Regions from separate parts of the Mus musculus genome. Here region 1 is linked to region 2. Evidence: chromatin loops called from intact Hi-C (ENCODE). Cell type or tissue: heart. All regions are shown on one strand. Links, peaks and the distances in the headings refer to the core of each region. The heading gives the core; the rest is flanking DNA.

The links. Hi-C counts contacts between places; a loop is a spot of excess contacts. Peaks named below come from ENCODE experiments on the same cell type or tissue, not always from the same donor. Only the 100,000 strongest peaks of a DNase experiment are listed, where the experiment ranks them.
Region 1: a loop joins it to region 2, with 9 times the contacts of the local background. A loop is called at or near these places in 25 of 42 quality-filtered maps.

The regions. Positions count from the first base shown.
Region 1 is chr16:30,367,073-30,383,420 of GRCm38, reverse strand. The region is part of intron 2 of Atp13a3 (ATPase type 13A3); the gene reads left to right. Among named protein-coding and RNA genes, the nearest start is that of Atp13a3, 13 kb to the left of the region's middle. In heart, for the core only: a CTCF peak has its summit at 8,927 (motif pointing left); no DNase peak of the experiment used is centred there.
Region 2 is chr16:30,513,541-30,529,888 of GRCm38, reverse strand. Tmem44 (transmembrane protein 44) reads left to right here. Exons shown (of 11, transcript NM_001384248.1): 9 at 319-477; 10 at 11,557-11,589; 11 at 15,067-16,348. The coding sequence ends at 15,174. Gm52252 (a long non-coding RNA gene) reads right to left here and starts at 9,760. Exons shown (of 3, transcript XR_003951936.1): 1 at 9,701-9,760; 2 at 3,733-4,009; 3 at 471-736. In heart, for the core only: CTCF peaks have their summits at 8,482 (motif pointing right) and 9,158 (motif pointing right); DNase peaks (open chromatin) are centred at 9,198, 9,468 and 11,858; H3K4me3 peaks cover 387 bases.

The DNA of each region.
Region 1 (16,348 bases), core at 5,021-13,020, 150 kb after region 2:
TGCATGTATGTATGTGTACCACATGTGTGCCTAGTGCCTAAGGAGGCCAGAAGAGGGAGCATCCAATCCCTGGAACTGGAGTTATGAATGGTTAAGGTAACCAACCAGTCTGTTACCATACAACCATGATAACTACTGTTTATTATTACAGGTATATTGGGATCTTTGAATGGTTATGCAGGTGCTAGGAGTTGAATCCAAGTTCTGCAAGAGTAAAGTGTTTTTGTTGTTGTTGTTGTTTATTGATTTTTATTTTTTAATTTTTTTGGTATGAGGTTTCTGAGACAGGTTCCATAGTTCTGGCTGTCCTGGAGCTCACTTGTAGAACAAGAGCCTTGATTTTACAGAGATCTCCTGCCTCTGCCTCCCAAGTGCTGGAATTCAAGGCATGTGTGCTACCACTCCTTCCCATAACAAGTGCTCTTAATTCCTGAGCTACCTCTAGCTCTATTTTTATTTATTTTAATCATACTTGTTTATGTATCTGTGCTTGTCTGTGCATAGGAGGAGTCCAGGTACCTACAGAGGCCAGGAGGTGTTAGCTCCCCTAGGAGTTGGAGTTACAGGAAGTTGTGAGCTGCTTGGGTATTTGAAATCATACTTGGGTACTCTGGAAGAGCAGCAGGTGTGTGTTCTTTACCATCAAGCCTTCTTTTGGCCCCAGTTTAATCTTGAGTAAAGTAGATATTTAAAAGATAGAATGTCTTGAAGTTAATGATAACCATTGATAAAATTAAGATAAAAAATTAGCGTTACTGTTATGAAAAGTAATGTGTATGGTTGGGCACAGTGCTGTGAGCCTGTAGTTCATGGTGAGGAGGCTGAGGCACAGAAATGATTGACGTTGATGCTTACTGAGACTCTGGCTCAAAAAGTCAAAACAGATTGGGTATAGTAATGATGACTTGTCATCTCAAGAGGCTCACTGAAAATTCAAGACCAGTCTGGGCTACTACCTAACAAGACCCTGACTCATAATAAAACAACAACAAAATAACAAAAAAGGACAAAGTACCGTGAATTGACAAAAATACTGTACTACAATGATAGCTTAAAATTTATTTTTATGATAATTATACTTCTTAGTGTAGAAAAATGGGAGTGGGGCTGGTGAGATGGCTCAGTGGGTAAGAGCACCCGACTGCTTTTCCAAAGGTCCAGAGTTCAAATCCCAGCAACCACATGGTGGCTCACAACCATCTGTGACAAGATCTGACGCCCTCTCCTGGAGTGTCTGAAGACAGCTACAGTGTACTTACATATAATAATAAATAAAAATCTAAAAAAAAAAAAAAAAGAATTTAAAAAAAAAAAAAAAGAAAAATGGGAGTGAGGAAGAGATCTATTAAAAAATGCAATGCAAATATCCGAAGCAAAAGTTATTTGAGGATGGGAATTGCTGGAGAGTTCCATAGAACAATTGGAACACCAGATCTGTTAACATTTTAGACTAAACCCACAGGTCATATTGTGACCTTTGGTAGAATTTGAGGTGGTGAAACAGCTTAACATAGATCTTAGGGTATGAAACTAATTTGTTAATTAGAACTTTCTTTATATTCTGTAAGTCTTCTCTTGGAATAAGCAATCAGGTAACATGTAGAATAGTTATGAAAGAAAGTTTTAGACCAAATTGTACCTTAATAGTAGGTTGGATTTACTCTATTATTTAGTTTTTCTTGTTTTCTTTACAAAAGTATTGGGAGTTAAAGTAAAGGTAGAAGAGTAGAAAATAATAATGCTGAGAAATAACAGACTATTTAGACTGGCCCTTTCTTACAGAAGAAGTTGGTGTCTGGGGAGGGCAAAGGGTCTAGGTTGAATTCCTGTCTTTGTCAGGTATGTATTCTTTTCGTTAGGGTCTTTATTCTGCACTGTAACCAGCCTAGCAGAGGTGAAGATAGTCTAAAGAGATGTGTTCATTGGACTGTTGAAACAGTGAGCCCCCCCAAAATTGTAGCTCCCCCAGGAATCTTATGTTTGGAGAAGAGAAAGCAAACCTAAAGCCTAAGTCCTTATGGGGAGGGAAGGGAGGATGGATGGACAGCCACAACACTCCTCCCACTCCTCCCAGAAATTTACAACTTGACATACTACCATAGAGATGAGAAAAAGGGTGGAACCATGACCTGGACTGGTTAGTAGAAATATGTAACTGTAGCCCTCTTCTTAAATGTTAACCTCATGTTAAGACCCAGAAGATAGACTTGGCCAGGGTCACTGGATCTCTTTGTCCCTCCTCACACTCTTTGACTGCTTCAGTTGGATTATTGCATATATGTAGAGGGGTTTTGCTCTAGCAGGGTGGCTGCTTGATAAAAGGGTCTAGGTCTGTGTGATTGGCTGGGATGAAGATGCTCCTTTAGTCCCAGGAGACAGAGGCAAAGAGATCTCTTGAATTCAAGGCCAGCCCTGGTATAGAGCAAATTTCAGGTAAAGAAAGACTTAGGTCAGGCGTGGTGGTACACATCTCTAATGCCAGCACCCAGGAGAGAAGTATGTAGATCTCTTGAGTTCTAGTCAGTCAGTTTGGTTTGAGTTAGTGAGTTAAAAAGCAGTGCTGTGGAGTTGTGACCATTTGAGATCATGAAGTTCAGTTCAGGACCACAGAGGCAGTTGATTAGAACAAATTGCCAACATATGCAGATATTATGTGTTCATATAGATTATGTGTTCATATAGGCACACTTGTGTGGAGGCCAAAAGACAACTTCAGATATTTGTCAGTGGCCATTTGCCTTGGTATTTGTGTGTGTGTGTGTGTGTGGGCGGGGGGGGAGGCGGGGAATATGCGTCGAATGAGTCAGGTTGACATTGGGTCTCTTCTTTGTGACTTTTTTTTTTTTTTTTTTTTGGTTTTTTTGAGACAGGGTTTCCCTGGCTGTTCTGGAACTCACTCTGTAGACCAGGCTGGCCTCGAACTCAGAAATCTGCCTCCGCCTCCGCCTCCGCCTCCGCCTCCGCCTCCGCCTCCGCCTCCGCCTCCGCCTCCCAAGTGCTGGGATTAAAGGCGCTGCTTGTCTTTAGAATGGGTCCAAGCACTGATTATTTTACATTGGTTCTGGCCCTCTTTAACACGGGACTTTTCAAGTGCTTTACCTGCTGGACCCTCTTCCCCACTCCCCAGCTGTCGCCTCTATGCATTAACTTCTGAGAAGAATGACTCTTGAGCAATGATTCTCAGCCTTTGTCGTCATCCCCTTTGGGGTCACATATCAGATATTCCTCAAATCAGATATTTACATTACAATTAATAGCAAAATTACAGATATGAAGTGGTCAGCAAAATAATTTTGTGGTTGGGGATCACCACAACATGAGGGGACTGTATTAAAGGCTCACAACATTATTAGGAAGGTTGAGAAGCACTGCTCTTGAGAGAAAGAGGAATTAATTTGATGAACATAAATAACATTGTGGTGGGTTTCTATAGGGAGGGTTACAGGTCTGGAAGGAATCTGGCTAAGTTAGTTGGAAAAGAGGCATAGGGTTGAGATGTGGCGCATGTTCAGACTCAAATTTTATTGTAGGATTTTGCCCAGAAAAAAAGATTCCACCAGTGGTCTTACCTCATTTCATTCATTCAGTTGTATTACCAGGTGCTGGTTTGAGTCTCATAGCTTTTAAGGCTGAGTTTGATGTCGTTAGTAACTGCTCTGACAGTTGGAGTAGTGGTGAAAAGTGGCAGGAGTCCTTTGCAGCAGATGGAAAGAACAGTCAAAGAAAGCTTAGTGCCTTGAGTTGGCTTGAAGGGTTAACAGCAGCTTCTCAGCCAGACTAGGTTTGTGAAGGCTTTCTTGACAGAAAGATTATTATGTAGAGAAGAATGGCGTCAGGAAGTGCTAGAGCAATTTGAAGAGCTGCAAATTGTGCTGTTGTGAAAGGGATGTAAAGTTTCTAAGTGTGAATGATGGCAGTTGGAAAGTGGCAGATTGTAAAGGCTTTTACAAGTCTCGTAATTAGTTTTTTACTTTGGACCCCACTTCCACAGTGGTAGAGAAAGAAGTACATATTTTGCATTATGAAAGTTTAGATACTAGCTAGAGATCAGTGTTTTAAACTATTTTTAAACTACCATTTATTCAATTTATATGAGCAGGGAATCTTTTGAAATGATTTGGGTGTATTCTCATTAATTTGGGAAATGACATTGCAGACAGTGTCAGGCTACTGAGACTTTACACAGGGGAGGTAGAGAGGTCATAGTAGGTTTACATATAGCTGTTTATGAAGAAAGACTTGGAAAAGGACCTGAATTGGAGCAACTTCCGTGGTGCGGTACAGTGAGAAAGGCTAGAAATGATGCCCAGTTGGATGTAGAAGGTGTTAAATAGTGGATTCTAGGGTGACTGGTAAATTTCTTGCTTTAAACAAATCATTAAGGGGTAGAATGAATTGAAAAGTTTGAGGGGCAGGATATTTTGAAGAAAGGTTGAATTTTAGCTGTCTGTGAGAAAGGATGGAGGTCTCAATCTGTGGGTCTGAAGATGAGAGATGAGTGCTGAAAACTGATGGGTAGTTGTTGCTGTCACAGACATTCCAGTAGTGCTACACTTTGTCCCCAGTGACATAGTTACAAAAACAGCCCAGGGGATATTAACAGTTAAGTGATAGCAGGAAACAGGAGCTTGGTAACCTGTCTACTTGCCTTTCTATTTAGGCTAGTATAATGTAAACTGCAGTTAAGCAGAATTGTGGTGGGTAGAAAGGACATTTGGGGGCCATCTTTGAAGTCCTGTTTTTTTTTTGGTTTTTTCCTTTTCAGGAGTAAATGATTCAGCTTTATTTGTAGCAACAATTGGTTTAGTGGATCTTTAGAAAATAGAAAATAATCCTGTGAAAAAGTATGCTAATGTCCTTTTTAAGAAACTTGTTGGTAAAGCTTTTTAATGTAGTTTAATCTCATGCTTGCCTTTCTTGTCTTTAAAAAGATACTATTTAGGCCTGGAATTGTGCTTGAGAATCTAGTGGTATATTGCTTGCCTGGTGTGGGTGAGACCTTGGGGTTCAGCCCCAAGCACCTCAAATAACAAACCATAACTTAACAATGACAGTATCAGTTTTGTAGATGCCCATGAAGGTGGTTTCTAGGCTAAATAACCCTGTACAGATTAGTCTTCTCTGGGACTCACAGTACAGTCAGGGAGCTCTGCCTGCTTCTGCTTCTTGAGTGCTGGGATTAAATGAAAGTGCCACCATACCCTGAGCTCTTTTTTTTTTTTTTACCCCAAAGGCACGGTCTTGCTATGTATGTAGCCCAGGCTGTCCTTTGCTTTGTTTGAGGTCTTTTGTACTGCATTGGATCAACATAGCAGATTTGGAATTGAGAAAAGGAATAAAGCAGAAAAACAAACTCATACAATTTCTAAAGTTCACATAAGCCGTATGTATCTTTAATCCTGGGAAGCTGAAGCAGGAAGATGCAGAGTTAAGGCCCATCTATCTATGATAATCAGATCTTACTTCAACATACAGCTCTCTCCTTCTCTGACACACAGTTGACCTGCGTTCTTATTAGTTACAATAGTTAAATGTGCAGGGTTGTATCTTTTGTAAAGAATAATTTCCTGCTGATTTCATGCTTCTTTGTGATTGGTCCTTCAAATCAGCAAGCCTAGAAGAGTGAAATATGAATCATACTGTAGTAAAGATCATGAATGAAACAAATCTTGGTTTTTTGAAAGCAGTGCAGTAATGTGTTAATGAAAGTTGTGTGTGTGTATGTGTGTGTATACATCTGAGGTGTTGTAAGTCTAACTTGGGTTAGTCCAGTGATTGACTAACATGCAAGAAGCCCAGGATTTTAAACCTCCCTTCCCCCCAATCCACTCCATAAACTAGGCTTGAGGTAGATTCAGGAGAACCAAAAAGATTGGATTTCTGTCTCCCAAACATATTGAAGATTTAGGAATATAATCCTCTGGAAAGTTTTCTTATTTTCCTTGTCATTATTCTCTATTCACCCTTTCTAGCCTGGCTCTTTCTGTCCACTCTGTTTTTATATTTTGAGTCCTTTCTGTGCATGCTATTACTTGTTGATAGTCCTATTGTAAGGTAGTTAGTAATTTAATGCATTAGTAATTTAAGACATGCACTTACTACCAACATTGTACATACATCAATTTTGAGAAATAAGGATACCAATTTTGCCGGGTGGTAGTGGCACACACCTTTGATCCCAGCAAGCACTTGGGAGGCAGAGGCAGGCGGATTTCTGAGTTGGAGGCCAGCCTGATCTACAAAGTGAGTTCCAGGACAGCCATGGCTACACAGAGAAACCCTGTTTCGGAAAAAACAAAAACCAAAAAACCAATTCTGAGCATTCTGTACAGTGACCCATGTATGCTGACAGCAACAATAACATTTAAAAACCACTCCAGTTTTAGCTGTGGTAAAATGGAAAATAGCAGTCTCAGAATTAATGAGCATTGTTGGTGATTGGTTCTAATTCTTTGATTTAATTGGGAATCTGTGTGACAACACAGATTTTCCCCAATTGGTTTTTGATCGATCAATAAAGAAGCCAGTGGGGGCTGGAGAGATGGCTCAGTGGTTAGGAGCACTAACTGTTCTTTCAGAGGTCCTGAGTTCAATTCCCAGAAACCACATGGTGGCTCAAAACTATCTGTAATGGGATCAGATGCCCTCTTCTAATGTGTCTGAGGACAGTGTACTCACATACAAAAAATAAATAAGATCTTAAACAAAAAAATAAAGATGTCAGTGGCTGATAGCTGGGCAAAGGGAGATGTGCTAGATCTGAATAGAGTGGGAGCGGAGAGAAGAATTGCCAGGTTTTAGAGGGAGACGGATCAGATTTAGAGCTACAGAAGGAAAGTCATCCAAAATAGGTAGAGAGAGGTGAAAATAGGTAGGTGAGAGGGAATGTGGGCCCTCAAAAGGGCTGCCCAGAAGCATCTTGGGCAGCAAAGTCTAGGGGGCCACCCAGAAGGAGCAGGGCATAAAAGATAGATCATAAATTTAGATGGTGTTGAGTCAGGAGTATTGGAGGGAAATCTATGATAGCTGGGCGGATGATTAGAACTGCCCAGCCTTTGAACTAGCTAAGGCATTTTAAAAATAAGATAATGTGTGTGTGTGTGTGTGTCTTTCATTTGCAGATCCAAGGCGGGTGGCTGGAAGTGTGTGTCCTGATAGGAGCACAAAACAGTGTAGCTAATCTCACCACTAGAGAGCATTTAGATTTAAATCAACAATTTAAATGTCAACCAAGTTATTAGTGATTTTAGTTAATGGTATTATAGTTTTAAGCTGAAACTAATTTGTGTTAAATGGGAGAAACTTTCATTTATATTATTCAAAGAAATCCTTAAATCTGTATTACAGATTTTAGGTTGGAGTAATTACACTCGTTTGGCAATTTGCCTTGTTTACGTAGACAGTTATACAAATTCTTGTTTTCTTAGTCCTTATTCAGTGTCTCTATTATATTTCATGTTTGCTTGTTTTAAAATAACCTTTTGTTTCAGTGAGATTTTACTTTAAAATCCACTGTCACCACCCTCAATGAGGCAGGGAACACTAAAGTTTACATTTAATTTTGCAGAGGAACTTGAAGTATATGGTACTGGTGACCTTTACTCTAAAATACTTAAAAGAATTTCTTAGTTAATGATAACACTTTGGTATACATTTTTGAGACAGGATCTCATCATGAAACTGTGACTAACTTACATACAACTCATTGTGTAGACCAGGCTGGCCTCAAACTCACAGTGATCAGCCTGCCTCTATCTCTAGAGTGCTAGGATTAAAGCCATGCACCACCATTCCTGTCTTTTGTAAATACTTTTTGATTGGTACAAAAGTTGCATATTAATCATATTTCTTTTTTTCTTGTATAGAGCTGTCCTGGTCTCTTATGATCTGACTCATTTGTCTTTCATAAGCTATTCATACATTCTGTTGGCACACATTGCACACATTAAGATAGATTCAAGGGCTTAGGTTTTGTTACAAACAGCACAGTAGGATATGTTTTACCCATACATACTTAGTATAGATAACACATGCCATGAATATTGATTAGAATTGTTAGATTAGGTATGTATAGATTCCCTTTCTTTTCTTGGGGATCAAACCCAAGGTTTTCTTTTTATTGATCTGTTTAAGAGGCAGGAAGGACCTTATGTAGCCTAGGCTTAAGCTTGTGTGCTTCTTGCCTTAGCCTCCTAAGTATTACAAGTATGCACAACTGCTTCTAACCCAAAATCTTTTTTTTCATTTCTCTGTGTAGCCTTGGTTGTCCTGAAACTCACTCAGTAGACCAGGCTGGTCAGAGATCTCCCTGCCTGTATTACTTTTTTTTTTTTTTTTTTAAATTTTAAAGAGACAGTGTCTTACATAGTTTACCTTGTTGGTTTCAAAAGTCACCGTGTAGCTGAGGATGGCCTTAAATACCAGATATCAGGTTTCCATTTGCAAAATGTTGAGATTACAGGTGTGTGCCACCTCCACGCTAGGCTGCAGCGGCTCTTCTGTTATAATTTTAAGTTGATCTATAAAGCAGTGAATTTCATTATGTGACATACAAGATACTATATTTTAATTAGTGTCCCCTGCTACTACCCTCCTCAGAATCTCTGTATTATGGTATACCTTGCCTGTTTCTTGTTTTTCATCACCAATTTAATGGCTAAGTGTTTTACCACATAGTTTAGGCTTTATTTATTTATATTTTTGTTTTTTGAGAGGATCTTATTATTGAGCCTTGGTTGGCCTTGAACTCACATCATTCCCAGCCCTCATGGTTTTTGTTGCGTATCTTATCTCTCATGGGACATATTTCAAAAGCAACCCCTTTTCATATCGACTAAACAACTTGGTATATAATACCTTATCTCTTCTAATCACTGAACATCTTAGTCAATTCCAGCCATCTTTTTCCTTAGCAATATTGGATTGCCACCTACAGGTGAAAGAATGCAACAGCAGGTTGTACATAGTGCCTATGCTTTGCTTTGCTTTCTTTTTTTTTTAAGAGTCAGTCTCTATATAGCCATGGATGTCCTGGAACTTAATATGTAGACTAGGCTGGCCTTGAACTCACAGAGTTCTACCTGCCTCTACACCCCCCACCCCCCAGTGCTGGGATTGAAGATACCGTGTCACTACATTTGCCTGTATTCTTGTAAGGCAAAACTTTTTCATGGTTGAATCCACCTTAGGACATTATTTCACCAACCTTGTAGTAGTGGAGAGATTGAGACCAAGATAAGTGAAGGGACGCTCTTAACAGTTCTTAGTGGATTGTCTTCTGTGGACAAGTTAAAGCTGGCACTCCTATTTTGGGGCCTTTCTTTCCTTTGCTTTGGAGAGGAGGGAAGTTATATTTTCCTTTTTGTTTTTTGTTTTATCCAGACAAGGTTTCTTTGTAGCCTTGGCTGTCCTGGAAATCTGGATGTAGGTCTGTAGATTTGCCTGGCCTTGAACTCATAGAGATCTGCCTCTTAGCCTCCTCAGTGCTGGGATTAAAAGTATGTACCACCACCATGTCTTTTTTTTTTTTTAAAGCTTGCTTTAATTTTTTAAGGTTTATTTATTTATTTATTTATTTATTTATTTATTATATGTAAGTACACGGTAGCTGTCCTCAGACACTCCAGAAGAGGAAGTCAGATCTCGTTACGGATGGTTGTGAGCCACCATGTGGTTGCTGGGTATTGAACTCAGGACCTTTGGAAGAGCAGTCGGCGCTCTTAACCACTGAGCCATCTCACCAGCCCCCCCCCCTTTTTTTTTGTTGTATTTTTTGTTGGATTTTTCCCCCAAGACAGTTTCTTGGTTGCTGGGAATTGAACTCAGGACCTTTGGAAGAGCAGTCGGCACTCTTAACCACTGAGCCATCTCACCAGCCCCCCCCCCCCCTTTTTTTTTTTAAAGCATCTTGTCTTCCTGTGTCTCCCTGGCTGTTGCAGAACTCACTATAAATGGGCTGACCTTGAACTTTTCAACATCTCTAAGTACACTGTAGCTGTCTTCAGACACCCCAGAAGAGGGCGTCAGATCTCATCACGGATGGTTGTGAGCCACCATGTGGTTGCTGGGAATTGAACTCAGGACCTTTGGAAGAGCAGTCGGTGCTCTTAACCACTGAGCCATCTCTCCAGCCCAAGAGGTTCTATATTAGAAAAACAAAACAGATAAAAGGCAATGTGCTTGTTAAAGAAATAGCTTTGAAAATGCCAAAAGTAACATGACTTCAGTTGCGATCTAGGCAGAGAGTGAAGATTTTAGGGATTATGTGTACATTAGACAGTCTTTCTTCTGGGTAAAACCACCTAACTTTCTGTCTTACTGCAGCCCAGAGGATGGTTACCACCAGTTAATTAACACGTTGACTTTTGTTGTTTGTTGCTTTTGTTTGTTGTACTTTTTCCCCCAAGACAGTTTCTGTTTGTCCTGGTTGTTCTGGATCTCACTCTGTAGACAGTCTGGTCTGTAGAAGCTTCTCCTGCTGCTGCTGGGATTAACTCCCAGAGTGCTTGGATTAGAAGTGGGTCCCACTGCCACCCAGTTTACACGTTGTCGTGGATAGCAGAGGTACTATTCTTCCTAGGCTGTTTAGTCCTGCAAGTTATAACTCTTCAAACTCTTGCCTGCTGTAGCATTTTTCATAATGGATAAGAATTTGAAGTTGATGCCGGGCGGTGGTGGCACACGCCTTTAATCCGAACACTTGGGAGGCAGAGGCAGGTGGATTTCTGAGTTCGAGGCCAGGCTGGTCTACAAAGTGAGTTTCTGGACAGCCAGGGCTACACAGAGAAACCCTGTCTCGAAAACCAAAAAAAAAAAAATGAAGTCGATCTAGTCATTATAACACTTTGCTAACTCTTTGAACATGGACTTCAGAAATGTTACATACATGAGAAAGAAATATGAGACTTCTAGAACCTTAGTGACTTGAATAATTGAAATGTTTTGAATCGCATAAGTAGACTTGAAGTTTTTAGTCCAGATCACATGAAGTAGAAGATGACTTCAAACTCCCTATGCGTTGAAGAGACCTTCAATTCTTGGTCCTCCTGCTCCTTTAAATTAATTTCTAGGTTAGCATACAAATAATAGTTTCAGTATGGTGCTTTCTCATGTCTCACTCCCTCACTTTCCCCATTCCCCCTTCCTTCTTAAACAGACATTTTTAAAATGTAGAATAAACTGGATAGTATGGTATATGCCTTTAATATCAGCACTCTGGAGGTAGAGGCAGGAGGGTCACATTTTCAAGGCCAGTCTCAGTTGCATAGGGGGTTGAGGGGCAGCCTAGGTTATATGATATTGTCTTAAAATCCTAAAATCCTAAATAAATAAATAAGCAAACAACTCAAACTTTATTAGATAAACTATTTTGTCTCATGAAGACAGCTTTTTAAAAAAGATTTATTTTTATGTATATGAGTACACTGTAGCTGTCTTCAAACACACCAGAAGAGGGCATCAGATCCCATTATAGATGGTTGTGAACCACAATGTGGTTGCTGAGAATTGAACTCCGGACCTCTGGAAGAGTAGCCAATGCTCTTAACCCCTGAGCCATCTCTCCAGCCTGAGGACAGTCTTAACCATTTGGAATACCACTAAATAAAAATGTTCATTAAAAATAGTATATATAAAGTGATTTAAAAAACATGAGGAATTATATTGTATGGCCTAATTATAACTTATTTTGTTATAACTCTCATGTTGCTCTATAACATAGAAAAAACATACTATACAAAGCCTTCACTTGACAAATGTAAATACAGTCTTAGTTTGGTGTATATTGGACACAATAGTCTTCCTTAAGCCTAAACACAGAAACAAAAGCATGTATTATAAGAGAAAGTCTAAGATGGGAAGTGATAAAATGGGTATTGAGTAAACCTTTGTTAAAATGAAGCTGGTATCTTTGTAAAATTTCCACGTATTCATTAAGCTATATTATGTCATTTTATTGTTATGTTAGGAGCTGATTTGGAGTTGAGTTCTGTCCTCAGCGTTGTCAACAGTTCGCTTACTATGGCTGGAAGATTAAGATTTTGTTACTCTTTTTACATAGGTATTTATATAGATAGTAAGAAGTAAGATAAAAATTGTTCATTGGGCATATAGAATTTGAATTGTGGATTTGTTGTGGGTGCTATAAATTTGAAAATCTATGCCAGTTGTGGTTATTTATTTGTTGAAGCATCCTTTCCTGTGTCCTTTGGCTTTTACCTGGGTGAGGTGGTAAATGTTTGTAATCTCAGAACTTGGAAAATTAAGGCAGCTTAGGCTATACGGAGAGATCTTATCTCAAAAAAAGGAATGGTTACTTAAATGTTAAATGTTTATTTAAATTTTTTTATTTGGGTGTATATATCATGGGGGGAAGCAGGGATATACATGCCTCAGCAGGTCAGAAACAACTACATAGAAAGAACAGGACAGCCTGGGCTACTTGGGAGTCTCCAAAAAAACAAAATATAATACTTAAATTGCTTTGCTTAAAGTTTTACTTAAGTTACTGATGACTTTGTAAAGCACCTTGTGAAATTAATCCTTTGGAAATTCTAGGCAGGTTTAAAATTTTTCATTTCATTTAATTTTTGAGATAGCTTCAGATTGACCTTGAATTCAGTCTCCTGAATGCTGAGATTATAATACACACCACATTTGGCTCAGATGAAGTATTACAGTATTATGCTCATGGAAAGCAAAGATGTCTAAGATGTTTGCTGAGTTCTCTGCAAGTTGATGCCAGTTTGTCTTGTTTTAGAAAGTAAGCTCTGATCAACTTCTAGAACAAACTATAGACTAATTTCGATAGTTCTTAATAATTATGGAATGTGGGAGAGGGTGGCGTAAGCATTAAACTTGGTGACTTTTATTTCTGATAGCTTCACTTTATCCTCCCCTGCATTTTTTTTCTCCCGATGAAGTAAATCCATTTCATTATAAATTCAAGGAAGGGTTTGGTTAAGGACAATAGCCTAGCCCTTTGCTGTTTAGATAACATCAAGATTCAGGCATGCACTGTAGGCCAGAACTTGTGTATGCAGCAGGATAGGATTTATTCAAATAGGAGTTCTGCCAGTGACAAAGAACAGAAGGGTTTATCTTCTAAAACAATTTAAATTTGCTGAATTAAAAAGTTCTAAATTTTAATATCACCATTTCAGAGCAATTTAAGCAGAACCAGTATTTGGCATTAAATTTTAATATTTGTATGGATTTTTATGGTTCTATTTTATATGAAGAGCCAGCTTTTGAAAGCTGATATATCAGGATCGGAGAAGAATAATGGTATAATGCTGTTGGTAAGAAAAAATTCTTTATTTTCTGTGATGTAGAAATTGACTTGATTAAAAAAAATGCATTCTAGCAAGCCACCAAAGTGTATTTTCAAAGCTCCTTGTTAATGCTTCAGAAGACTTAGATTAAGATGTGTGACAGAAACACATTTAATATGCAACTTGATTTCATTTGTATTAATATATTTTTATATAGTTCTTTGTCTTTATGGTTTACTTATAAACATTAACATTTAATTATACCTTTACAATATGAATGTTTTAAATGTAAGCACAGTTGGATTGTGAGTTTTCCAAGTGTATTTGAAGGGTTAATTCTTGGTAATTTCCTGTGAGGTGTATGATATATTTAAAATTAATGATAATGGATGATTTTTAGAGCATTTTTATATATAAATTTTATCATTTTGCTAACTTTGGTTAATTTGTTAAGCTGTTAGTTCTGTCTTAAAGCAGTTGACTCACAGAGAAGTAATTCTTACATAAAGAACTGCAGTGTAATAGGGTCAATGATTGTTGAGGAAAAAGTATAGGTTGTCCTACCCACTAAATCACCATATGATAACTCAAATAATTGGAGTATTCCTTGCTATGTTTTTTTAACTGTTCAAGATTTTGAGAAAAATATTAGAATAAGGTCAACTTGTTAGAGAAATTGAGGGAAATATTTCTTAAATAGTAAACAGGCTCAATGAGAGCATTGAATTTTAATGGCAACTTCAGCTAGTCATACTGGTTCATTTCTATAATCCCACAAAAGGTGGGAAAGGAGAGATAGGATGAGAAAAGGGGAGGAGGAAAGAGGGAGAGAAGGAAGGGCAGAGGGAGAGAGGAAGGGAAGGAGAGAGGGGTGTCAAAAGCTTGTGCTACTAATCTGCATAGTAAGCTCCAGGCCAGTCAGGGAAGAGGTTAGAACTGATAATTTAAATGTAACTAGCCATTGGTATTTCTTATGTACTGCCAGGACTTTGCCAGGTGCTTAATCATTTATATAACGTGGTAGGCTGTTTACATTTAACCCATGTTTATCCCTTTGCTATTCTTGACAAGAAAAAAGTGTACATGTTTAGTACTGGTGCTTCGTCTTCCCAAATATTTGTTAATCCCTGGTTGGTTGAACTCTCAAGTCTCCTGGGACTGCAGATACAGATCAGTGGAAGAACACTTTGTTATCACACACAATTCCCTAGCCAGGCTTCTCCAGCACCTCAGAAATAATGCTGGCTGATTCTGCAGTGACAGTGACATCCCAGTTCTTGACCCTCCACTACTACCATAAAACTCAGTATGATTCATTAACCCATACCTACTGCAGTTTTGATATAATTTAACTTCTGAGAGGAATAACCTTTTTTCATCCCTTAGCTTTAGAGAAGTCTTATTTATCTACTTTGAGCTAAAATGCTTTACAGAACTGAATTCACTGTAAAGCATCAAGCACCAGCCAGAAAACCAGTCTCACAGCCTTTTGGGGGAGTGTGTGAGGTGGGGAGAGGAAGAGTTAAGTAGCTCAGACTCCTGGGACTCATGATTGTCCTGCCTCTGCCTCCTGAATGCTGGGGTTAGAGGTGCGTACCACCAGATCTGGATCTTAAGAGAGTATTGTTCCTAACAAATAATAGTAATTCCAAACCAAAGTTTTCTTGGGATAGCACTCAGCCAACCCTGCCTGACTCCAGGGACACTGAGCAATCCTTACTCTATGTTCTTTCACCCTATGTCTAGGGTGAAAACTCCTGAGTTCACTGACAACTAGACAAAGAGATAACTTAAAAAGGAGAGGAAGAGATTATTAAAGAAATTTATGAAATGTAAAGTGCAACCACTTTTCTTGCCAAGGTAATAGAAATTACCTTTGGCCGGGTGGGGGTGGTGTTCAATCCCAGCACAGAGGCCAGATCTACAGAGTGAGTTCCAGAACAGTCAGGGTTACACAGAGAAACCCTGTCTCAAAAAACCAAAACCAAAGCAAATAAAAAACAAAAACAACAAAAATTTGTTGTTGAGACAGTCTTACTATGTAACTCTACTATGTAAATCATGCTGGCCTTGATCTCACAGATCTGCTCACACCTTCTAAGTGCTGGGCTGAGATTAAAGTTGTGAGCTATACCTGGTATACTAAAGGGTTTTGTTTTTGTTTTTATGACAGCATGTTCTTTGATTTCATACCCATGTCTAATGTGTATGGATTTCACATACCCATCCTTTTCCATTGTCTTCTCATCTCCCACTTCCACAGAACAATTGGATTGGTTTTTTTTTTCCAACAAGCTCTCCTGCTTTCAAGTTCTGTTCTGTTTTTTGTTTTTGTTTTTTGCTATTATCCATTGAGTTTAATTAGGGTTGATGAGGTAACTTGTGACTATTCAACTGAAGAAATGGACTCTTTCCCCCAGCAACCATTAACTGCTAATAGCTCCTCAGGGGTGGGGGTCTCATGAGCCCCCTCTCTCTCCACGATGAAATATGAAATACTGATGGGCAGTATTTGCTACTGTGAGTTAGTGAGTACAGCTGTCATGTCATGGGTGGAGGACAGTATTTCACAATTTTGTTTATTTTTTTTCTTTCCAGCCCCCTATAATTCCATGATGTTCTTTCAGCCTTGGAGAGGGTGAAGTAGATGTCCTAAGTGTTTAGGGCTGAGTTCTCAACATTTATTCTTCCAGTTATGAATCGCTTACTAACTGCAGATGTTTCTCTGTCCAAGATTGAGAGCAGCAATAATCTATGGATATAAAAATAAACAATTGCAGGTAGTTTGCACAAAGCAAGGATAATAGATTTGTTCTCACAGGATCTGAGACTTCCCAAGCCATTGGCTTTAGTCCAGGTTTACAGGTTAAAACATGATTTCCCTCCTGTGGAATGAGTCCCAAATCCAATCACAAAGTGGTTGGTTACGTATATACCAGTCATGACCCTGTTGTACCCATGAGTATATTTTGCCTGACATCTGGTATTGTATAGAGTGTATAGCTGAGTTCGACTATTGATGACTTTTCTCCAGTAGCAGCTTGCATAGCACCTTTTAGCAGTAGGGAAGCTATTCA
Region 2 (16,348 bases), core at 5,037-13,036:
GCTTATTATATAGACCATGTCTAAGGCACGTTGTTAAGTGGACATAAAACCTGTAAGAGACTATAGAGTGTGCTACCTTCTATTAGTGGAAGTAGGGGGCACACATATGTGTGCATTTGAGTGTGTGCATGTGGAATATCTGGAAGGACACAGGGAACAGGGGTGCCGCCACCTCTGGATGCTGAGGAATAAGGGTCCAGGAGACACTGCAGCCCACACATCTGTGCCTGTGGAATACTGACGTGCAGGAATGCTTTGCATGTTGAGAGGTGACGTAAACCAAGTGCCACTGCCCACCCTTTCCTTCACTCTTTGCAGGCAGGCTGTAGCGCCACCAGGCTGCCCGGTGACGGGCAGACAAGCACCAGAGACGCCGCCTCGCAAGAGCCTCCCTCATACCCTCCCATCCAGGTCATCCAGGCCAGAGTGTCTTCCAGCAGCTCCTCCGAGGTCTCCTCCATCAACTCGGACCTGGAGGTACAGGGGCTGCCCTCGGGGAGGGCACGTGGGCATGTCACCTACCAACGCTTGCTGGGGCCTCCTTGAGATGGAACTGCTTTGTAAGCCTTGCCTTATTAACCTCACAACTGCTAATCATGAGTGAAGCTCTCTGCATGGCTATGGAGGAGCTCTTCAAACTTGACGGGACTCAAACAGTTTCATGGTTGAGCTGGTCAGGGAAACACCGAATATTGGGGTCCAGTTCTCATAGACGGCTTGCACATTCAGGTCCTTCCTAAGAAGAAACAGAAAACATAAGTAATAGGTCTCTTAAAAAGCCTCAGTGTTATAGTTTAGGATTAATGGTTTAGGCTGTAACGCCAGGATTCATGTGGCTGATGATCATGAGTTCAAATCCAGCCTAGGCTCTATTAGAACACTTTAGAAGGAAAGGAGAGAAGGAGGGAGGGAGAGAGAAAGGAAGGCAGGAATCTTGCTTGGTACCAGTGTTTCCCAGCCCATTTGACCATAAAAGAGTTTCTTTACCCCAACGAACAGAGGCCTGTAATGCTGGCCCTGACCCACACAGGCAGGACCTATTGGAAGCAGCACACCCAGCCTCCATCTTCTTTGTATCTGAACAAAATGTGCATCACATGAGGGATCCACAAACTCCGATGTGTCCTGTCGCTCTGAGTACCCAGCCCCATTCAACCCCATTCAGCAAGGGAGTTTGCGTCTGTCTGAGGACACAGGAGATCAAAGGCAACACAGGCTCACACGTATGTCAGAGAACCAGGCAGTCTGGCATGTCTGGGGAAGGAATGACTTCCTTTTTGTGTCCCAGCCTTTTGTGTGTTGAAATCCTGTCTGTGAAACGATGTACATAAGCAGTACGTAATGTTGATCTGTGGTTTGGGTTTAGTTTGATTTTTTTAATGCCCTTATTTGGCAAAATAATCGTTATCTACCCAGAGTATGAAGATTAGTCAGAGTTATACAGGACTCAAAAATTCCAAACCTAAAAAAAAAAAAAAATTCCAAACCTCAGAACTTTTGACGAGGGGTAAACCAGATCACTTAGTGTGCTTTTCCAGGCATTCCCAGCCAGTGTACCGTGCTATCTCTGCTCATACCTAGCATTCTGTCCTGGCCATTTTCCTTCCTGTCCTGGACCCCTGGACCTTCCTCCCTGGGGTTCCCTCTGGCCCCATTCCCATGGGTCAGAATTCTATCCAGAGACCGGCTTGTGTGACCCTCCCCTTGGACCAGTGGCTCCCTCTCCCTGTTGCCCATTTCCCTGCCCACCTGCCACAGGTGGCAGTGGCCTGGTGAGTGCAGATGTGTCACCTGCTGTTCATCTGTCCCTCAACAGCTGCTGGTTGAGGGCTGGGTTGGAGCTAGGACCTGTACACCTGTCCAGGCAATATTCCTAAGCTGAGTCTGAGAATGTGTGGGACACCTAGAAGCTTGGAACTTGCATTCTCCACTGAGGCCTGTGGCTAAAGGGACTGCAGAGTGAGGGCAAGGCAGGGCAGAGACACAGGGGCCCGTGGGGGAGGAATAGGGGGATATTTGCTCTCTGGAAATGGAGGCCTCTTGCTCTGTCCCTAAGCACTAGGCAGCGCGGTGTCCAGCATTGCCGGAGTCTGCCCTTGCAGCTGGTCCTGGCTGTTCCTCTGTGGAACCCATTCTTCTCATTTGTAGTCTCACTTTTTTTATTAGTTATTTTCTTTATTTACATTTCAAATGTTATCCTAGTTTTCCCTCCAAAAACCCCCTCCCCCCTCCCTGCTCACCAACCCACCCACTCCTACTTCCTGGCCCTGGCATTCCCCTACACTGGGGCATAGAATCTTCACAGGGCCAAGGGCCTCTCCTCCCATTGATGACCGACTAGGCCATCCTCTGCTACATATGCAGATGGAGCCATGAGTCCCACCATGTGTACTCTTTGATTGGTGGTTTAGTCCCTGGGAGCTCTGGGGGTACTGGTTGAGTCATACTGTTGTTCCTCCTATGGGGCTGCAAACCCCTTCAGCTCCTTAGGTCCTTTCTCTAGCCCAATGGATGGCAGTGAGCATCCACTTCTGTATTTGTCAGGCACCGGCAGAGCCTCCCTATAGTCTCGCTTTTAAAATCCTATGTAAAAATATGTACATCCAGGGGCTGGAGAGATAACTCAGAAGTTAAGAGCACTGACTGCTCTTCCAGAGGTCCTGAGTTCAATTCCCAGCATGGTGGCTCATAATCATCTGTAATGGGATCCAATGCTCTTTTCTGATGTGTCTGAAGACAGCTACAGTGTACTCATATACATAAAATTATATATATCCAGCCAAGCCGTAGTGGCCCACAACTTTAATCCCAGCTCTTGGGAGGCAGAGGCAGGGGGATTTCTGAGTTCAAGGCCAGCCTCGTCTACAGAGTGAGTTCCAGGACAGCCAGGGCTACACAGAGAAACCCTGTCTCGAAGAAAAAAAAAAAAAAGTGCAGATGCCCCAGCTCAGGATTCCTGCTTCACATTCTCCACCACATACAGCCAATGGCACAACTGCCAAGGTCCTATACAGAAACAGTAAGTGGGGCTGGTAAGATGGCTCAGTGGGTAGGAGCACCCGACTGCTCTTCCGAAGGTCCGGAGTTCAAATCCCAGCAACCACATGGTGGCTCACAACCATCTGTAACAAGATCTGACTCCCTCTTCTGGTGTGTCTGAAGACCGCTACAGTGTACTTACATATAATAAATAAATTAAAAAAAAAAAGAAACAGTGAGCGTGGGACTAAGCCCACTATTGGGCCAGACAGGGCTGGGAGCTCCCATGACACAGGGGGTCATGACTGTCTCCGGGTGTGTGGTCCATCTGTCTGGCCCACATTTCTATTTTTTAAAAGTAATAAAAATAGGTATGGTGACTCAAGCCTAAAATCTCAGCATTCAGGAGGCTGAGACAGGAGGATTGCAATGAGTTCAAGGCCATCTGGGGCTATATTGTGAGTCTGAGGTTAGCCTAGGCTACTGTGAGACCTTGTCTCAAAAACACAAGCAAAAATAATATATGCATATAGTCCCAACTACCTGGGAAACAGAGACAGGAGGATTAGAGCCCAGGATTAAGACCAGCCTGGGAAATACAGCAAGAACTAACCTTAAAGGGCTAAATAAATTAATACATGTAACACACTAAATGTTATACATTTTTAGGGGCAGAAAATTTGGAGCATGAAGCATGAAGAGGGTAAAAATGGAAATTCAGATTAAATACCAGGCCCACTAACCGGCTCTTACCTCCTCAGAGCCGTTGGTTCAGAGAGCCATGTTCCTTGAATTTCTTGATTTGTTTGATACTAAGTGATATCAGGAGGTGTCTGTTGGCAGATGGCGTAACTGTATATCTCACCTCGGCAGCCGGTCAGTCATTCAGCAAACATTTTCTGAGCGTGGGCATGTGAAGGGAAAACATGAGGACAGAAGGACAGGCCTGAGCCTGCCCACGGGCAGGCAGCGGCAGTGCCTCTTGGCCACGGTGACTCAGACCTTCTGCACACGCCTTCGGAACTCTTGCCTGAAAGATGGAAACGTTGGGGGGTCAGAGTCAGGCCTCAGAGATCACATCCTGTGCCTTTAGCCTCTCTTGTCGCTAAGGTGGCATCGTTCTCATACTTGATGTACGTTCAGGGCACCCAGGGCATCCCTCCTCCCTCCTCCCTCCTCCCTCCTCCCTCCTCCCTCCTCCCTCCTGGGATGCCTATCCCTGAGTGCTCCTGAGTGTACTTCTCTCATCCCTATGGCCTGATCTGTCACTGACCACATGTGCTTCTGCTAGACCCCGTAGATGAGAGTGGATACTTCTACACTCCCACTGTCCAGGCCTGTGGGCCAAGGAGATACTCAGTTCCTGTCACCTTTATCCATTTCCTTCCTTCCTTCCTTCCTTCCTTCCTTCCTTCCTTCCTTCCTTCCTTCTGTTTTTGTTTTTATTTGTTTGTTTGAGACAGGGTTTCTCTGTGTAGCCCTGGCTGTCCTGGAACTCACTCTGTAGACCAGGCTGGCCTTGAACTCACAGAGATCCGCCTTCCTTTGCCTCCCAAGTGCTGGGATTAAAGGCATGCGCCACCACTGCCTGTCATTTTCTTAACTTTCTTAGAGTGGTTTTAGATTCTTGGGGTATGTGTCTACTATTGTGAACACTGACTTCCCATCATGCACTTGGGGAAGTGAAATGAGGGATGCTTTCATCATGTTGTATCCATGGTATCCCAGCTCACCGAGCATTTCTATACCCTATCCATCAGAACGACAGAGTGCTGATTGTGACTGTGTGTGTGTCCTGTGCAAGGCCCTGGCAGGGGCTAGTGAAGACTTCCCAGGCACTACTGATTTTAAACAGCCCCAAAGGCGGACGTCTGAGGCTAGATGAGTTTTGCTAGCTTGAGGAAACATAAGACAAAGCCAAGTATAGCGCCTCCCAACTCTAACCCCAGCCATTGCCAGCTAGCCCAGGCAGTGATAGCTGGAATAAAAAAGAAGAGGAGGAGGCTAAGCCAAGATTTGAACCTAGTGCCATTAGCTCTGAAGCCTGCAGGAGATGGTACCTAACAGCACTGGCAGGGCCAGGGTTGTTCTGCCTGAGCTCTGGCATAGATGAGAACACTGACTTCTGCCCCAGTCTTCCTACTCATGTGTATCACACCGTGTCTTGTCCAGCTCAGGATGAGACACTGGGATCTTCACGAATCTCAGTGACGGCGGCAGGCATGAGACCAACAAGGCCACACTTGCCATGGACACTCCCCTGGGAAAACCATAGTGCTTAGTCACCTCCCTACGGCTGTGATGAAACACCATGACCAAAAGCAACTTGGGGAGGAAAGAATTACATATCCCGAATCACAATTCAATGGGTGAAGTCAAGACAGGAACTCAAACAGGGCAGGAACTTGGAGGCAGGAGCTGATGCAGAGACATGGAGGAGGGCTGCTTACTGGCTTGCTCCCCATGGCATTCTCAGCCTGCTTTCTTATAGAACTACTAGTCCAAGGGTGGTACCACCAATAGGCTGGGCCCTCCCCCATCAATCACTAATAAGAAAATGCCCTACAGACTTGCCTACAGCCTGATCTTATAGAGACATCTCAAGTGAGGTCCCCTCCTCTCAGATGACTCTAGATTCTGTTAAGTTGATATTAAAACTAGCCAGGGTGTGTAGAAACTCTTATCTGCCTGCCTTCAGTGCAGCACTAAAGAAAACTGCATAGGGGAGCAGATGGCCAATTTTCAAAAGTGGCTATGGCTGATGGCCATAGAGAAAGGACATTCACATGGTCTCTGTGGAGACAGACTCTCAGCATTTTCAGGGGAAGGCACACTCCATAGACCGTGAATCCACACATTATTCGTGGCACCCATTCAATACAAGGTACAAGGGCGGTGACACACTATAGCGCCATTTGAGAGCCCTGGGCCTGACATAAGATCAGAAATGATGGGAAGGCCAAAAGTCCCAGCCAAGGTTGAATGTGAAGGAGTCTAGATGCTGTGGAGCACAATGGAGACCTCAGATGTAAAGGTGCACAGCTGGAAGAGATAATTGTACACAGCTGTAAAGGTGCACAGCTGGAAGAGATAATTGTACACAGCTGTAAAGGTGCACATCTGGAAGAGATAATTGTGCACAGCTGTAAAGGTGCACAGCTGGAAGAGATAATTGTACACAGCTGTAAAGGTGCACAGCTAGAAGAGGTGGTAAAGATTGTTTACTATGAGCCAGTGTGGTGGTCTCTGTTTGTTTGATTTTTAATGAAAGCCACTCCCACCCCCACCTCTGTAGACTCATAGGGAGTGGCTATAGGCTCATTAGAAGGTGTGGCCTTGCTGGAGGAAGTGTGGGGTGAGTTTTGATGCTTCAGATGCTCAAGCCAGGCCCAGTGTCTCTCTTTTTCCTGCTTCCTGCAGACCCAGATGTAGAACTCTTGACTCCTTCTCTAGCAGCACGTCTGCCTGCATGCCACCATGCTTCCCGCCATGATGACAATAGACTGAAGCTCTAATTGTTTTCCTTCATAAAAAAGTTGTTGTGGTCATGGTATCTCTTCACAGCAATAAAATCCTAAGACAGCCAGTTTCCCAAACTAGAAAGACTCCCCCCCCTCAGGAGAGCTTAGGGGGCAAGTCACCAGCCAAGAGGACCAATGTCCTTGATAACTGCTGTGTCAGTGGCAGCCTAGACATGCTCACACACACACACACACACACACACACACACCACTATGTACCCACACATCCGCTCTAGAACATTTCTGTTCCTGTGACTCAAACCCCAGAAGCTGTAAGTTGACCTTGACCAGGAGCGCTTGATCGGCAACACTGCTTGCAAATTTCGTGATCGAGTCCCTGGTGTGCCGCTTCCCTCCCTTTGCTCTAAGCTATTTGTGTATCAGTATGACTAGAGTCTAGAGACAGAGAATTCTGCACATGATCTGCACACACAGTAACCCCTCCAGGCTGCCCTTTCCTTCCAACCTTAGCATGTTTCTGTGTCAGCCTCACAGAGGAAGTCCATCCACTGTGGGCTGAGGTTGCGTTCTCTGATCCAGCACAATGGGCCTGTCCAGACCTGTTGGAGAAGCCCGCCAGTCAGACCACCCAGAGCAGTCAGGCCTCGCCCTTCCATAGAGCACGTCATGTCCTCTGGACTGCTCCAGGCTGCAGATCCTATTTCCCTCTGTCACAGCCCAGGAAGGACAGGGAATGGGAGGCAGTCGGAGAGGAGGGACTGTAATGCCAGCTGCTCCAGGGTAAGTGCTGTATAACTGGTTATCCTTTGTCTCCTTTCTATTGCTGTAATGAGGCTCCATGACCATGGCAGCAGGCAGGTTCGCATGTGCTGGAGCAGCAGCAGCTGAGAGTTCACATCTTGAAGCACAAGTCCGAGGCAGAGGGAGACACAAGCCCAATCCCAGTGCCACGCGTCCTCCAACAAGGCCACACCCCCTCCAATGAGGCCACGCCCTCCAAATGAGGTCACACCTCCTCTAATGAGACCACACCCCCTCCAATGAGACCACACCTCCTAATCCTTTCCAAACAGCCCACCAACTGGAAATCAAGCATTCAAATATATGAAACCAATAGAGACCATTCTCATTTAAACCACCATAGTCAAGAATACTGTATGAGTTTTAAAAAGACATAGATCTGATGTGGCTCAACAGGAGAGTGCTTTTGTAGGCTGGTTAGGACCTCGGGTTCAGTTCCCAGCAATGAACATAATAACGGAAACAGAAAGAATGGAAGTGTGGGAAAATATGGTGTAGGTTTTTAAGGTTTGCAAGAGGCAAAAAGAGAAATCCATTTAATCCGATCTAAGGGAGATGAACCTATTTTGTCTCTCTATGGCCAGTCTGAAAATGTGACCCATGTCACGTCCAGTGCCATCTTACCTCCCTGGTCTTGGGAGCAGTCACTTCTCCCTACATAGAAGAGGAAGTCCTTGGTCCTGATGCTCCCGTTCTCACAGTCTGTCTTAAGCTTAGAATGTGACCTTATTTTCTCAATGCTTAGCCATCCTCCACTTCCTCAGGACTAAGAGAAATATCGCCACATGCTGTGTAGACACTAAAAAAAAAAAAACTAGTGCCTGCTTCTTGACTTCAGAAGCCCGGGAAAGCAAGCTGTAGGGAGCATGTGAGTGGAAACTTTGTGCCGTGGTTCACAGAGGTGACACAGTCAGGATCTTGAGAACAACTCAGCAATCAGTGGCGCCAGGTGTGGTGGCAACACCTGGAGTCCAGTCCTTGGGAGCCGGAGGCTGGCTTGAATGACAGACATATCAAGATTCTGTCCCGAAGGATAAAGGCTGTGAGAGATGTTTATTGAGTGCAAAAGAGAAAAAGTATTTGCACAATTTGATCTTATTGCATTGTAAGTAGTAAATACATGTCACCATTATACATATAGCATGACAATAATAACTGTTCTCAGAAGGCTATTCAATAACTATTCAGAAACTCTCCCAAGGATAGGAGTGTTTCCTGCATGCGGGTGTACCACATGCACGCAGTGCCTGAGGAGGCCAGAAGAGGGCGTTGCTGTATCCCCTGGAACTGGAGTTACTTTCCAGATGGTTGTGAGCCACCATGTGATGCTGGGACTCAAATCTGAGTGAGATCTCTAGAAGAGAAGCCAGTGCTCTTAACTGCTGAGCCATCTCTCCAGTCCCAGGTGTGTGTATATTTTTGGGATAGAATCTTAAGTAGCCCAGGCTAGCTTCAAATCAATATGTAGACCTTGAAAACCAGATCTTCCTGCTCTCCACCTCCCTAGCGCCAGCTGGGACACTGTTTTTTGAAAATTTTACAAACAAACAAAATAACAAACAAACCATGTTTGTTTGTGTTTGTTTTGTTCTTAAAACAGAAAAAGACCTAAAACATTTTATTTATTGTTAGTCTTTTGGGAGGAGAGAGCTCCGTTGCAAAGATTTGAATTTAGTGAGCCTCTTAGGATGTTGTTATCAGTGGCTTAAAATGCTAACCTGAAGCCAGGTGTGGGGGTGCATCCTTGTAATCCCAGCATCGCAGGCTGGGCTTAGTCTCCTCTAGACAGAGACTCTTTATCTTAAATTAATCTTAAAGAGACTCTTAAATTAATCTTAAAAGAGACTCTTTATCTTAAATTAATAACAGCAAACCCTAATGACTCCTTCCAGCAGAGGGCGCTCTCCCACACTCTCAAGCTGTTCTTTGTCGGCAGCTTGGAAGGACTTTATAAAGTTTCACTTCAACCCAGCTGGGAGACGCATACTTATTGGTTTGCTTGGCTTTAAATAAACTTTTTGTTTAGGAATAATTTTGGATGTACAGAATTTTTTCAAAATTAGTCCTGATTTTCCGTTTGCCCTTTGCCCAGCTGCTCTATTTGCGTCTTACATAACGTGCTACATTTAGCAAAGCTAAGAAATGAACTCAGTACGTTTCTACCAGCTGGACTCCCGGCTCTGTTTGGATCTCAGCAGTTTTCCAGCAGCTGGATCCAGTCCAGGATAGCACACTGCAATCGGAAACATTCCTTAAAGAAACAAGTGCATCCTAACTGTAACCTAACGTTTTGCCACTTAACATTTCGCATGAACGTCTGTATTTTCTAACGAAAAGCAAAGTGCTTTGGAATTTAATTTCTCTTCTTATTTCCACCACAATTTAAAGTTATGAAACATTCCTGGCCCCTACTTCACATCAGTTTAAATAATTTGTACCTCTTCTTACGAATATTTTCCACATGTTTCCTCAGAAGAATGCCATAAAAAGATGGGTATGGCTGAGTGCTTTCATCCTGGGAGCCCCTGCCCTGTGGCAGCTATCTGTGCTATCGCTGCTTCTGAGTAAGGCTTCCACTCCTCTTAGGTGAGCGCTAGCATGGAGGAGGCAGAGAAGGATAGGAAGGGACAAATATGAACGACAATTATATACATATAATATTCATATATATAACATATATATATGTGTAAAGATTTATATTATATTTATAGTGTATCTTTCACATAGTATAGTTTATATACTATAAATTATATAATATAATCATCTATAATCACATATATTTATATATTTTACACATAATTATATATAATATGATATATATACATATATATTTCAGCTTAAAAAAGAAGGGGTGGTACATGCCTATGACCTCAGCACTGGGAAGGCTAATGCAGAAGGATGACACGTTTCATGCCAACTTCTGCTATGTACCGAGAGCCTGTTACACAAAATTGATTGATTAATTGGTTGAAAAACAGTGACAGCCCAAGGTGTAGCTCTAGTAAGCTGGTAACATTTGGGCCAGGTGTGATGTCTCACATGGAAAAGCACAGCTCTTGGTACTGCCTCGCTTTCAAGGGCAGCCTGAGCTACAATTCAGACTTAACATGTGTAAGGCCCTGGGTTTCATGGTAAGTTCCCCCTCCCTGCAAAATAAAGTGGAGATTAAGGCTTCTTCAGGGGTTAGCTGGGGCTACGTGGAGATAGCGTTAGGTTTAGTCCTGATTTACGATTGGGGCTTATCTACGGAAACATTCTAAAGTCTTTTCAATCAAGTGATTTACTTTAAAATACCAAATCAGAAGGTTGGGGAGCAGGCTGCCCCGCTAGCGGTCATTATTCTTTGCTTTTGTGTATGACTGGAAACCTTATAATCGAAGCATTTTTAAAAATGAACACTTAAAGAGCTGAACAATCCAGGCATGTCATCACACGCTGGTGACCCCAGCATTTGGGAGGTGAAAGGAGGAGGATCGAGGCCAGCCTCAGCTATGTGGTGAGTTTGAGGCCAGCCTCAGCTACATGAGTCCCTGTCACAATTAATACATTAATTAACTGATTAATTAATGAAAAGAGTTGAACAGTAGAAGCTTTGCTTTCGTGTGCCAATAACCTTAAACCCATCGGCTGCTTGTCAGTCTCCCATCCACAAGTACCCTCTCAGCTTAGGTTCTAGCTCTTGTGTCAGAAATACAATGTCTCCCAGGCACCGAAGGAAGAGCCCGAGGGATGGCGCAGCCTGCGCTTGCCCCGCCAGAGGCCTGAGTCAGGCATACTTGAGGCTTGGAGTGGAACCAACCATGCAATAAACACTGAGTGAAACTGAATCCAAGCTGCCTGGCAAACCCCATATTTCAAGGTGGATATTTTATGCGCACCTCTTTCTTAGTTTTATGAGTTTGCATTGGATCACCTCAGCTGTGCAGTTAATGAATAGAAGAATTACTGTTATTATTACTATTATTAGAACTACTTGCACCCGTCATTTCTAATCATAGTAATTATTATGTCTCTGTAAATCATTTTCCCCAGAATCCACAAGCCTGCATAGTAATCATGGCGTTTGTTTTTTGTTTTGTTTTGTTTTGTTTGTTGTTGTTGATCATTTAACTAACTTACTAAATTAACTACTCTGCTAATAGCGACCACCTTCCTGCTTGCTGGAGTGTTGCGTCCTTTCTCCCAGCCACCAAAGCTCTGACTCTTGGCTCACTGAGCTATGAGCTGATGCGCTTTGCTCTGTGGCAGGGGTGCCATCTGTCCAACTTGTTCTCTGTCTCTTTTTATCCCACAGCAGAAGTATTGGGAAGCCCTAAACTCGGAGCAGGTACGGACAAGCGTTTGGTGTCTTTCGGGAGGGACTTCCACGGCTTGTTTTTCCAATTTCTATTTTTGTTAGACTTCCTTGGATGGAGCACACGGCAATTCTTTTGGTTTAAAAATCAAAAAGGGAACGCAGTCTGGAGAAGTGTAGGACAGCTGTTAGCCTACGGGGCAGCTTAGTCCCAGCACTGCCAAGAAAAATAAATAAGAGATAAGAAAGATCAGGAGGCGGGACTCCGGGTGCTCTCTTTCAAAGTCTTTTCTGAACCAGGGAGTATTCAGGGTAGACTGGCTCAACCAGGGAGGAGCTCAGAGAAGATGTGTGTAACCCAGTGAAGAGACACAGTCAGGGAGGGTCTGTGGAATAGCTACAGGTCACAAGTGGTCTGTGGGGTGTGGCTGCGGCAGTGGTTATGAGAAACAGCCACAGGCTCCCTGCTGTCTTTCTGTGTCCTCAGGCAGCTGGCCGTGTCCTCACTTGCAATACCAGATGGGCATATTTCCCGACAGTCACCTGTGCCTGTCTTCTATCACCCAGGAGTGTTTGTGACACAAGAATACATCACTCACCCACATTAATTTATGCCTTACTTCTAATTGTGTTTTTCTAATCGCTCAGAGCATCTCAGCATGTTATCCTACAGATTCCGAAGTCAGAGACTTCAGTTGCCTTTCTAAGATTTAGTCCACATCAAAGTGTCAGGCAGGCTGTTTCTGTTCGTGGGCAGGTGAACTAATAACTTAGTTTGAGGAGTTGGAACAGTGGCTTTCAAACATCAGAGCATCTCAGAAGTTCTGTAATAGCTTGTTAAGATGACACGCTGCGTGTCTCACTCCACCGTCAGTGTCTGCAGAGACCCTAACGTCAGCCGGACGACTGGTGGCTTGGTGCTTTCGGCGTTGTTGATCCAGGGAACATTCTGAGATCTCTGACCTTGGACTCAGGTCTGTGCTCTTCATAAAAGGTGTCCTGGCCATCCTCAGAGGGCAGAATAGGTCCCTGCTTCTGCCACCGAGCACATGGCTCTGAAGATGGAGAAACTTTGATGTATGGAAAGAGTCTGCAATCACAACTATGCAGAAAGTTTGCAGAACCCCAGACGGGTGCCCCAGAGGGCTGAGCTGCGTGAACCAAGTTATCTCAGTGCCAGGTTTGCAGGGTCACTGGGATACTGGGATACAGGGGTCTTTTTAGCTCTCTCTCTCTCTCTTTCTCTTTCTCTGTGTATATGTGTGTGTGTGTGTGTGTGTGTGTGTGTGTGCGCGCGTGCGAGCATGCGCACATGTGTATACGATTGTACAGAATTTAAAAAAAAAAAAAGATTGGACTGGCGAGATGGCTCAGTGGTTAAGAGCGCCGACTGCTCTTCTGAAGGTCCAGAGTTCAAATCCCAGCAACCACATGGTGGCTCACAACCATCGGTAATGAAATCTGATGCCCTCTTCTGGAGTGTCTGAAGACAGCTACAGTGTACTTACATATAATAATAAATAAATAAATCTTAAAAAAAAAAAAGCCGGGCGTGGTGGTGCACGCCTTTAATCCCAGCATTCGGGAGGCAGAGGCAGGTGGATCTCTGAGTTCGAGGCCAGCCTGGTCTACAAAGTGAGTTCCAGGACAGCCAGGGCTATACAGAGAAACCCTGTCTCGAAAAACCAAAAAAAAAAAAAAAAGATTGTACAGAATATCATGCACTTGTAGAGGCCAAGAATCATGTCCTTAACCTCTCTCCACCATATTCTTTGTGTCACGGTCTCTCCACTAACCTTGCATTTTTCAGTGAGACTGGCAGGCAGCAGGCCCCAGCAGCCCTCTTGTCTCTGCCCTTCGCATCACTGGGGTCACAGAGCTCCAGACTCAAGTCCTTAATGGTTGTGGGAAAAAACAGTCTTGACACAGCCAAAATTTGTGTTTCAGAGCTATGGGCGTTACATGAAAGCACTGAAGGTTTTCTCTGGGACTTCTCAGAAGTGATCTGTGACAGCAGAGTGTCCTTCCCTGGGTGCACGTGCATGTCTGGGTCTAGGATCCTGCCCGAATAGGGAGGTCTTTCAGTCCAAGCTGACATTGCTTCCTTGAGCACTGCTTGTTTCTGGGTTTTTCTTGTTTGGGTTTGTATTTTTTGTGACAGGCTTTTGCTGTATAGTCCCATTGTCCTGGAACTCTATGTAGACATCTACAGACTGGCCTCAAACTCTGGGGTGCTTGGATTAACGGGGTGCACCACCATGCCCAGCTCTGAAGTTCTTCATCTTAAATAGTGCGCAGAACCCACTCACTCTCTGCTTTGTTGTCTTTGAAGGATATTTTGCAGACAGCTCCATCTATACTTACAAGCTCGCTTTCTAATCCTTTCTTTCAGACCTCTGCAGATTTCAATTTGTCAGTTTTACTGGAGTCGGTGATGGCAGTATCCATCATGCTGAATCAGCTTTTTAAAAATTAAGTGTGTGCGCGCGCACAGGAAATCAAGTCTGCCCCTCCATCACGTGGCTCTCGGGGACCAAGCTCGCGCTATCAGACTTGGCACCAAACACATTTTACCCACTGAACCACCTCACTGGCCCTGAAATGGCTTTTTAGAAAATATTTACTTTATTGTCTGTATATGGACGAGTTTTTGCCTGCATGAATGTGTACCATATGCCTGTAGTGCCCGAGGAGGCCAGAAGAGGGCGCCAGATCCTCTGGAATTGGAGTTACAGATAGTCGAGAGTTGCACTGTAAACGCTGGGAACGGAACCATCAGCAAGGCCAGGAGTTGACCTTTAAGTGTTTACTTTAGACAAGTCTACTGAGCCCCAAGCTGAGAGAAAAGCCTATGTGGGGGTAAAGGTGGAGCTCTGCTCTGCTCTTTAGGAACTTGTCATCTCCGGGAGGGCGAGGCAGATGTCTAAAGAGAGGCCAGAGCTGTCCGTATGCGGATGCGATGCGTGGTGTAGGCAATAACAAGTGAGGCGGAAGAGTTCAGTGGACTGAATCTCCAGAGCGTAAAGCTTGCTGCTGGAGGAGTCGTCCCCTTGGGCTGCAAAGAGAGCCAAGTTGGCCTGTTCTTGTCCAGGAGTGTTTCCAGGAGGAGATTTCAGAACAGAGATTGGTGAGGGAAGAGATGGGGGAGATGGAAAGGGAGGCGGAGTTACTCTGTTCAAGGTGGTTGTTCTGTCAGTCCTTGACTGAAAGCTAAGCTGTGTGGAGCGGAGATAACAGCGTGAGGGCAGGAGACTTAACTGAGTGCTACGACATTTGCCTCGCATGCTCAAAGTCCTGGGATCCATCCCCCACAACACTAAAGTTAATAAAGCTATATTCTCTCTCGAGATCCTAGCACACAGGCCTGGCTAGCTTGTGCTTACAGATTTTTTCTTGTGTTTTCTGGGGTCATAAGACCCAGGATTTGGGGCATTACTTGGGGATGGCTGGGCTATAAAAGTTGGAAAGGATCTGTCACAGCAAGATAGCTTTTCTGTCTTTTCTCCACAGTGGGACCCTGAAGATGTCAACCTTGAAAGGAAAAAGGACGGGGAACTCCTTAGAGTGCAGGTGCGCAGGGCCTCTTTGAGCCCCGTGGATTTGGCCTCTGATGACTAACATCTTCGGGAGCCAAGCCATCAGCTCGGAACTCAAAGTCGGGAGTCTGTCAGTGACTAGATGGGGACCAACCTATGAGGCCACCCAGGTCAGGAATGGAAGCTGCTACAGACACTCCTCAGGGAGTGAGGAGCCCTGACCTGTCACCTAGCATGGCTAGTCTACACCATAGCTCAAAATGGAGCTGGGGACCCTGGGGACAGATCTACACATGCCCAGTTCACAGAAGAGCCTGTTTGTAAAGATGAGCTTTCTTCCAAATGACAGGGGATCTAGTCCCACGCGATTCAAACATAAATATTGTTTGCTTAACAATGGGATCGAACTCACCAAGAGCTACCATTTGGACCTCAGCGGAATGCATTCTTCAAGACTCCCCTAAGCCCAGGTGGAAGAGTGGGTCCACCAGCTCGGAGACCTGGGTAGATGTACAGGAACTGGCTTCTGCCATCCAGTTAACAGATCGTTGGCAGGACAAAGGCAACTACCGCCTGCTCTGGAGCAGCAGGACTCCCTCCAGGCTGGCAAAATGTATGCTGAGGCTGGGTGACGGGGTCTCACGTGCTTTATCGGGTAGCAGAAAGCGTGCTTTGCATACGGACACAACTCGAAGTGCACTTCCATCCTTGGACAGGCGATTTGAGGATGATTTTAATAACGTGACCACGAGTGAGGGAATGAGTAAAGGGAATGAGGCCAGGCAGGAGCGAGCACTGGGGGTGAATAAATTTTGACCGAATGAGTTAAAACCGTCTCACGGTGGAGAACAGGAGTCAGCCTGAAGCCCAGCACAGAGGGCTGCCACGAGGGGACCTGGGAACAATGCCAAGGCATACAACTCTGCCCGCAGCTGGCCCATGACCCATCTGTGACTCAGCCGCAGCTGCCCAGTTTCTCCTGAGGGCAAGTCCCAACAGTGTGACGACTGGGGTGCCAGTGGAGATTGGTTGGTCATGCAGGTTTCTGCATGGTTCCTAAGCCCTTGGGTGACCTCTAAACTGGAATTCAAAGCCACTTTATCTGCTCTGGGCTCTCGGCTCTCTTGTGAGGTGGCTTGCTTAAGTCAGCTCTGCTCTGTCGTCTTACCCACTGAAACCACTGTGAGGAGTGGACCATGGGGGGATGTGGTGAAGTGGAACACTCCAGCCCGGAACATTCAAATCTAGAGGCAGGG